Linked DNA regions of Homo sapiens: region 2 is linked to region 1. The links are chromatin contacts, found by Hi-C or POLR2A ChIA-PET in ENCODE. All regions are on one chromosome and are shown on one strand. The core of a region is the stretch at or near the end of the contact, and the rest is flanking DNA. Distances in the headings are between cores, read along the strand shown.

Region 1 (4,274 bases), core at 620-3,119:
TCAAACTCCTGACCTCAGGTGATCCACCCACCTCGGCCTCCCAAAGTGCTGGGATTACAGGCATGAGCCATTGCGCCCAGCCTCATACACTTATTTATTAATTCTATAAATCTTCTTAATTTGGCGAAGTCTAAGACCACGTAAGAGACTGAGCTTGTATGATGTTTCTGATTTCTACACTTACAAGACATAAATGAAATTTGTAGATTTAGAATGACATATTGGGAAGTGCCTTGTTTGGAATCACAGGAACTGCCACACACAGGCTCTGGGTCAATGGACAATTAACTTCTGAGCCTCAGTTTACTCTCAGAAATAAACTCAATTTACCCTTAGGGATACTGTCTTAGTCTGATTTGTGCTGCTATAACAGAATACTACAGACTGGGTAATTTTAAGGGAATAGAAATTTATGTCCTCATACTTCTGCAGGTGGGAAAGTTCAAGATCAAGGTACCAGCATCTGATGAAGGTCTTCTTGTTATGACATCCCATAGCAGAAGGTGGAAAAGCAAGAGACCTTGAGAGTCAGAGAGAAACAAATGGGGTGCCAAACTCGTCCTTTTATGAGGAACCCTGTCCTGCAATAATGAACCCACTCCCACAATAATGTCGTTAATACATTTATGAGAGCTCTCATGGCCTAATCACCTCTTAAAGGTTCCACCTCTTAGTACTGTTACAATGGCAATTAAATTTCAACATGACTTTTGGAGTGGACATTCAAACCATAGCAGATACCTACCCCACAATAACTACAGGGATGTTGTGAGGCTTAAGAAATAAAGCAAACTGGTCTGGCATGGTGACTCACACCTGTAATCTCCGCACTTTGGGAGGCCAAGGCAGGCAGATCACTTGAGCTCAGGAGTTCAAGAGCAGCCTGGGCAACATGGTGAAACCGTGTGTCTACAAAAAATATTAAAAATTAGCAGGCCAGGTGTGGTGGCTCACGCCTATTATCCCAGCACTTTGGGAGGCCAAGGTGGGCAGATCACAAGATCAAGAGATTGAGACCATCCTGGACAATATGGTGAAACCCCGTCTCTACTAAAAATACAAAAATTAGCTGAACATGGTGGCGCACGCCTGTAGTCCCAGCTACTTGGGAGGCTGAGGCAGGAGAATTGCTTGAACCCAGGAGGTGGAGGTTGCAGTGAGCCGAGATCATGCCACTGCACTCCAGCCTGGTGACAGAGTGAGACTCCATCTCAAAAAAAAAAAAAAAAAATTAGCTGGGCATGGTGGTGTACCTGTGGTCCCTGCTACTTGGGAGGCTGAGGCAGGAGAATCACCTGAGTGCCACTGCACTCCAGCCTAGGCAATGGGAGTGAAACTCTGTCTAAATAAATAAATAATAAAATAAACCAATTATAAATAACATTTACTGGTCATTTAGTACCAGACTAAATCCTTTATATTTATTATTAATATAAGCCACATAGGATCATGTGGTTTATATTCATAATAAATGTAAAGGATTTAGTAAGTATTTAGCAGTATGTTATTGTTATTTTGTATATATGGTAACTGAGACACAGAGTGATGATGGGACTTAACCACGGTCACATGATGTGTAAGTGGTGGTATAGCCAAGGTTCAAACCCAGAGCCTGTGCTCTCACCCATTGTTCTTTACGTTTTCCATATAGTAAAGAGTTTTTCAAGGATGATTTGTCAAGAATGCTTTGACCAAGAAGTTCTTGCAGCAATAATCAGGAGTTTGCTTAGTAAGATTCTGCCTTTCCTAAACTCAACTCATGGCTACTAAACCTAAAGCCAATGCTACTGGTATTCTCGATAGCTGCATCTGATTCCCAGCAAAGTCATGAGACTAAAATGCAATGCTGAGTCATCCTATATGTCCCAGGTTCTGCATAGTGTGCTCTACTTGGCAACAATTCCCTTGCTTTGCTTTAGCCAAACTGAAAAAAGAAAAAAAAACAAAAAAAGCTGACATTGCACTTAAATCTCAAGTCTGAAAAAGCCTTTCTGAATTCCTATGGATCAACTGTTATTAGAATAAGTACAAATCAAGGGAATTAAGTTTAATCCATCTAATAAATAAAGAGAGCCTTAGCCAGGGTTAGGGGGAAATCTGTTCCAGCAGTGTTCTAAGGAAGAATAGGCATTTACTGTACTCTTTGATTACTTGCTGACGCATTTAGAATAAGCCAGTGTCTGAGAGAGCATTCTATGTGAGGATGCAACTTAACTGTCTTCTAAAATTACAATACATATTTAATCTCTTATTGGATTTTTTTTTCTTTGGAAGGGACTTGTTCTCAATAATTTCTTCATTGTGCTGAGAACAATAATTTTAAGATTATGGATATAACCATGGTATCTAGGAGTTTTCTTACATTTTTGGCTCTGGCAGAAGAAAATTGTAATTTAAGAAAAATTCTCCAACTTTTGCCAATTTGGGATCTGAAAAATATAAATATAATTAATGTAAAAAGTCTGGATAACTCTAACAAAAAATGCACCTCTTTTACTCTCAGAAGAGTTATGTGATTTATGAGGGTCACCTATATTGCAAGAATTCTGTTTTTTTGTTTAAGTAGAGATGGAGGTTTCACCATGTTGGCCAGGGTGGTCTTGAACTTCTGGCCTCAAGTAATCTGCCTGCCTCGGCCTCCCAAAGTGCTGGGATTATAGGCATGAGCCACCATGCCCTCCCAAGAAATGTTTTTAAATATGCTTTGTTTTTATAAAATTTGGGTTGGTATTGATGGGTTTCATTAAGCAATATTTCAAAAATAACAATTGTTAATATTATCACTGGTCTCACCATAAATATATCATAAAAGTCTCTAAATATTGGGAAGCTGTCAAGCTCATAGGGAGGATACAAGTTTTCCAAAATTCCAATTTTCACTTGAAAACTCAATTTTTTTTCACTAGTAAACAATACTGTTCAGTTGTGTTCCCAGAAGTGACAGGAATACTTGCTTCATTTTATGAGATAAAATGATATGATGGTCTGGTTATAAGTTTAGTTTACTTCAATATTTGGTGTTAATGGCTCTCAAAGCTAAAAAAGATCCTGCAGAGAAGTATGGATTCAAATGGAAGAGTTAGCTTCACTTACTAAATCAGAGTATTAATTTTTCACTCCATTCACCAATTAAAAAGATATGTTAATTACCCTGATCTAATCACTACAGTATATGTATTGAAACATCGCTATGTACCCCATGAATATGTACAATTATTATCTGTCCAGTTATAAAAACAAAACAAAAAAGAGGAGCTAAAAAGGAAGATTTTTGTTTAAGTAATAAATTTATATTTTCTTCGATGTCAATAAATTACTCTTGGAAGCAATAAAAGGTTTTGCATTTTCATATTTTAAACAAATAGGTTTAAAACTAACTTTTTGAAAATATTTAAAAATAGAGCAGATAAATTTGTTTTAGCAACAGATAGGAGAGTTTTATAGATGGACATACATCATTTTTGACAATAAACTCTTGTAACGATGGAAATATTTCCAAATATCTGTTGTCAAAATGCCTTTTATCTTGGAGTTTTTTTCAAAATGTGGATATATATTTTCTCACTCATTGTAAAGTGCTCCCTTTTCTTGAAGGTGAAACATTAAACATGTTTTGGTATACATTTGTTTTATTTTGTTTCTCATTTTTATTTCCATACAACCACTATGAAACAGTTTTACAGTGTTATAAAAAAAAGTTAAATACTATATACACCTATTATATGATCCAGCCATTCTACTCCTTAGGTATTTACCTAAGAGAAATTAAAGCTTAAGTCCATACAAATACTTGTATGTAAATGTTCATAGCCACTTTATTTGTGTTTGGCAAAAATTAGAAACAACCCAAATGTCTGTCAACAGGTAAACTAATAATGGTTTAGCCATACAGTGAAATATGTCACAGTAACAAAGATGTAAGTAACAAAAAGGTATGACCTATTGATACATATAAAGTACATACTGTAGATTCCACTTGTATAAAACTCTAGAAAATGCAAACTAATGACAGAAGGAAGATTAGTGGTTATCTGGGGTAGGGAATCAGGAGCAAGGAGGGGAGAGAAGATAGAATTTCATAGGGGTATGAGAAAACTTTTGAGGGTGATGAATATATTTATCATCTTGATTGTGTTGGTTTCATTGGTATATACATATGTCAAACTCATCAAATTGTACAGTTTAAATAGGTGCAGTTCATTGCATGTCAATTGTACCTCAATTTAAAAATGAAATGAAAAAACTACAATGAGTTACCATTATACACCCACTAG
Region 2 (4,274 bases), core at 1,205-3,704, 33 kb before region 1:
TTGAGACCAGCCTGGCCAACATGGAGAAATCTCGTCTCTACTAAAAACACAAAAAATTAGCCAGGCATGGTGGTCCATGCCTGTAATCCCCAGCTACTCAGGAGGCTGAGGCAGGATAATCGCTTGAACCCGGGAGGTGGAGGTTGCAGTGAGCTCAGACCATGACACTACACTCTGGCCTGGGTGACAAAGTGAGACACCATCTCAAATAAATAAATAAATGCCAGGGAACATGTGGCTTCTGACTTAAACACCTTCCAGGATTAATCCAGGTCCACAATCACTCAGGGGAGTTGTGAGCAGTCTGTGGGCACCTGCCAGGCTGCCTCTGTTGGGTAGTAGAAGCTGCTTCTTTCCAACTCTAACTCTGCCTATTTCTTCTATCATGTCATCAGAATTCCTTAAACATCTTATTTAACAGAATATACAAATTTAAGCCAGTTCTACAGTGAAAAACCTGAGAGTGAGTCACGACAAACTTTAACTGTAATCTTGTATAATGGAAATGGAGAGAGACAAATATTGGGGAAAGATCTTAAGAAAACTGATGAATCCAATAGGTAGGTCAGATAAGTGTTTCTTGGCTTTCTGCTTTCCATTTGTAAGCATGTCTCTGTGTGTGTATGTATGTGTATGTTTATACCCATGCCCCTTATTTAGAGCTCTAAATCTCCTAAGGACGGGAACCATCTGCCACCTGACAAGAGAGAAGTAAACTCCATGCATTCGTTCTTCTACACTCAAGAGGGATCCTCTTCAGCCTAGGATGGTATGGGCATAGAATATTTTGGAAACAAAGGGATAGATTCTGTGGCTTTCTGTCCCCTTTTTTCCTTTTCTCTTTCCACATTCCTGGCTCTAACTTGGTTCTTTCTGTTGCCATGGTAACCAACAGTCTCAGAACACAGACTTCTGACAGCTGGACTTTTAGCCACGGAGACTCGGGATGTGAAGGATTTCTCGTGTCTCCTTTTTTTGCCTCAGGAGTTAGCAGCACTTCTTCCACGTGGGCAGCCACCAGAGCAGGGTGTGACAGTCTTTTGTTTGTGTGTGTGTGTCTGTGTGTGCGCGCGTGCACGCGTGCATGCACGTGCACATTCTTCCAGCCCTACTTACTCTGGGGCTTCACAGAAAAAGCTGGACTAAACAGTGTCATCAGACGGTGGGAGGATGGGCATCTAAATACCAAAACCTTCTGGAAAGTAATTTGGTATCAACTACCACAAGACTTTAATATATTTATGGGGTTTGGTCCATTAATCCTACATATAGAAAAATAAGAGACATAGTCAAAGATTTATGGAAAAGCGGGTTTATTACAGATTTATTTAGCATTAATAAGAAGTGGTTAAAAATTGCAGAGTAACCATATATATGTTTGTTGTAGGCTATGGGATAAAATAATTTCAGTTTCAACTATATGTCATATCCACATTTACATATATGTATATGTGTATGTGGACATATTGTATAAATGTACAGATATGTATATGTGTGTTTATATAAATAGAAAAGATAAGGAAGTCCATCAAAATGTTTTGATAGTTATCATTATCTTTAGAAGGTAGGACTACAGCATATTTATTTCATCTTCATACTTTCCTATATTTTTCCAATTTTATACAATGATCATCCTTTTCTTTTATGATACAAGATCTTACAACCACAGTAGGACAAATGATGAGAAGTGGAGATGCTTAGTAGAGAGGATTATAATACAATGAAATAAGTTTTAAAAGGGAGAGGGCTGCCTCTTCTGCCCTTCACTGAGAGATTGTAAAAACTGGATAACACTGGCCAGGCCTGGTGGCTCATGCCAGTAATCCCAGCACTTTGGGAGGCCGAGGCAGGTAGATCACGAGGTCAGGTCAAGACCTTTCTGGCTAACATGGTGAAACCCCTTCTCTACTAAAAATACAAAAAATTAGCTGGGCATGGTGGCATGTGCCTGTAGTCCTAGCTACCCGGGAGGCTGAGGCAAGACAATCTCTTGAATCCAGGAGACGGAGGTTGCGGTGAGCTGACATCACACCACTGAACTCCAGCCTGGACAACAGAGCGAGGCTCCATCTCAAAAAAAAAAACAAAAACAAACAAAAACTATTGGATAATACTTCTATCTAAATGGGGTAGTTCTGAATAGAAAAGGGAATGGGGCCGGGTGTGGTGGCTCACACCTATAATCCCAGCACTTTGGAGGCAAAGGTGAGTGGATCACCTGAGGTCAGGAGTTCGAGACCAGCCTGGTCAACATGGTGAAACCCCATCTCTACTAAAAATACAAAAATTAGCCAGGTGTGGTGGCGTGTGCTTGTAGTCCCAGCTACTCGGGAGGCTGAGGTTGCAGTGAGCCAAGATCACACCACTGCATTCCAGCCTGGGAGACAGAGTGAGACTTCGTCTCAAAAAAAAAAAAAGAAAAAAGAGAAGGGAATGGATAATGTTTTTGCTTAAGTACTATGACTCTCTTCTCCTTAGTCCCACCTATTTTTTCTTTTTTCTTTTTTGAAGCTTCTCAAGTTGAGAGAAATTTGTGCCTTTGAACTCCATGGCATATTCATCCTCTAACAGCGACATAGAGGACGACAGCTCCAAATCCAATTCCAACCTGAGCCTCTCTGTGGGCTATTTCCCCTGTGAGGACACCCCCTGTGAGGACACAACCTCCTGGGAAGATGCACCTTCCAAGGGTCCTTCCATCCACTTTCTGCCTCCCGTCCAAGGGGCATGGGGGACTGAAAGGATAGGGAGACGCATGAAGAGACAAGACCAAATTCAGGATGAACCAGAGCAGTTTTGCAAACTAAGCATCTTCCTGGCCTGGGACGTGGACATTGGCTCCGATAACACAGACTCAAGAGCTAATAGGCTTCTAAATGGAGACAACCTGTGGATAGACAAGTTACCAAAAGAGAGAACAAAACTGTCTGTTGGCAAACTGAATAATCTTGTGCAAGAGTTTCAGATATTTCTAGAAAATCTGAAAGATGATGACGCTGTATTTCCTGAAACTGCTCAGCAAGATTTCCAGCTATCCAGCGGCTCCCCTCCGGAAATGGTTCAGGTCAGTCATCAGGAATATGATGCTTGTCAAGACCTGCCCAAGTGCAAGCCACCAGAAAATAAAGATGTTATGTAGTCTCCACAGACTCCTCTAAGGCTTAAGGGACATGAGCTGGCTGAGGAGAGCAGAGATGCCTCACAGGACAGGAAGGGATAGGCCTGGGTTGAACCACAGAATCTTATGACCACTAGGAGGAGGCAGGTCCCAGGGGGACTGACGTGATACCAGTGGGAGACAACAAGGAAAGGAGTCAGGGTGAAGCTGTAGGGAAAAGACTGGGAATGCTGAGGGAAACAAGAGGGTAGCAAGCAAGGAGAAGGGCTAACTATATCTCCCTCCCCACCAAAAACGTATATGTTTAGTATTGATGAGCATTGAAACTCTGCATTGACACTTGGGCTATTTTTGGTAAAAGGATGTGAGTTCCACAAATGAGTAAACGTTGATTTGGCTGTTGTCATGGTTATTCCTACCTAACACATCCTTCATTTTCATGGCAGATGATAAGCCAGGCAACCGCCAGCCAAAGGACAAGCGCTCCAGAGATCTCCTCAATCCTGTCAGAGCAGCCAGAGAAGGATGACACTCCTTCACACACACAGGCCCAGTGCTGCCTGAACTTTGGGTGGGCCTTCAGCTGGCTGAGGCAGCGTATCCTCCCCTCTCTGCTGAGGAGGGATCACCCTGTGAATGCCACCAAAAGTCCCCATCGGTCAGCACCAACGAAAAGACTCTTTCACAGAGGCAAGAGAATTCAACCTCAAGAAACCCTTGAATTAGGACATCCCATATAGACAGATTTTTAAACTTTTTGGAAAGTTTAAAATAATCCATAATAAGGATTCCATTAATAATCCCCATCAGTTTGTTTTTTCCTCAATAAACAAAATAAATGCTCTTGTTACCCCACATCTTCCTCTCCCAGCACACCATCTTGACTCACATTTCAAGCATATGTGGGCCAGGCGCAGTGGCTCACACCTGTAATCCCAGCGCTTTGGGAGGCTGCGGCAGGCAGGTGGATCACCTGAGATCAGGAGTTTGAGACCAGCCAGGCCAACATGGCAAAACCCCATCTCTACTAAAAATACAAAAATTAGCTTGGTGTGGTGGGGGGCGCCTATAATCCCAGCTACCCAGGAGGCTGAGGCAGGAGAATCGCTTGAACCTGGGGGCAGAAGTTGCAGTGAGCTGAGATCACACCACTTCA

The links. Hi-C counts contacts between places; a loop is a spot of excess contacts on that map. ChIA-PET counts read pairs that join two places held with the same protein, here RNA polymerase II (POLR2A).
Region 2: a loop to region 1 is called in a map of mammary epithelial cell, with 4 times the contacts of the local background. The contact joins the promoter of C12orf71 here to the enhancer-like site in region 1. A Hi-C loop is called at or near these places in 2 of 168 maps with a recorded cell type or tissue (PC-3 and mammary epithelial cell) and 1 of 37 single-sample maps with no recorded cell type. POLR2A ChIA-PET finds 5 or more read pairs at or near these places in 3 of 52 experiments (MCF 10A, OCI-LY7 and activated naive CD4-positive, alpha-beta T cell).

Annotation. Positions count from the first base shown.
Region 1 is chr12:27,046,851-27,051,124 of GRCh38, reverse strand. No RefSeq gene overlaps it. Among named protein-coding and RNA genes, the nearest start is that of MED21, 26 kb to the right of the region's middle. Within about 2 kb of position 1,869, at least 3 of the 41 ENCODE cell types and tissues checked have a DNase peak (open chromatin) inside an H3K27ac peak, as active enhancers do; they include PC-3 and mammary epithelial cell, where a contact is called at or near this core.
Region 2 is chr12:27,080,758-27,085,031 of GRCh38, reverse strand. C12orf71 (chromosome 12 open reading frame 71) reads left to right here and starts at 2,454. Exons shown (of 2, transcript NM_001080406.2): 1 at 2,454-3,064; 2 at 3,565-3,975. The coding sequence starts at 2,549. The coding sequence ends at 3,858.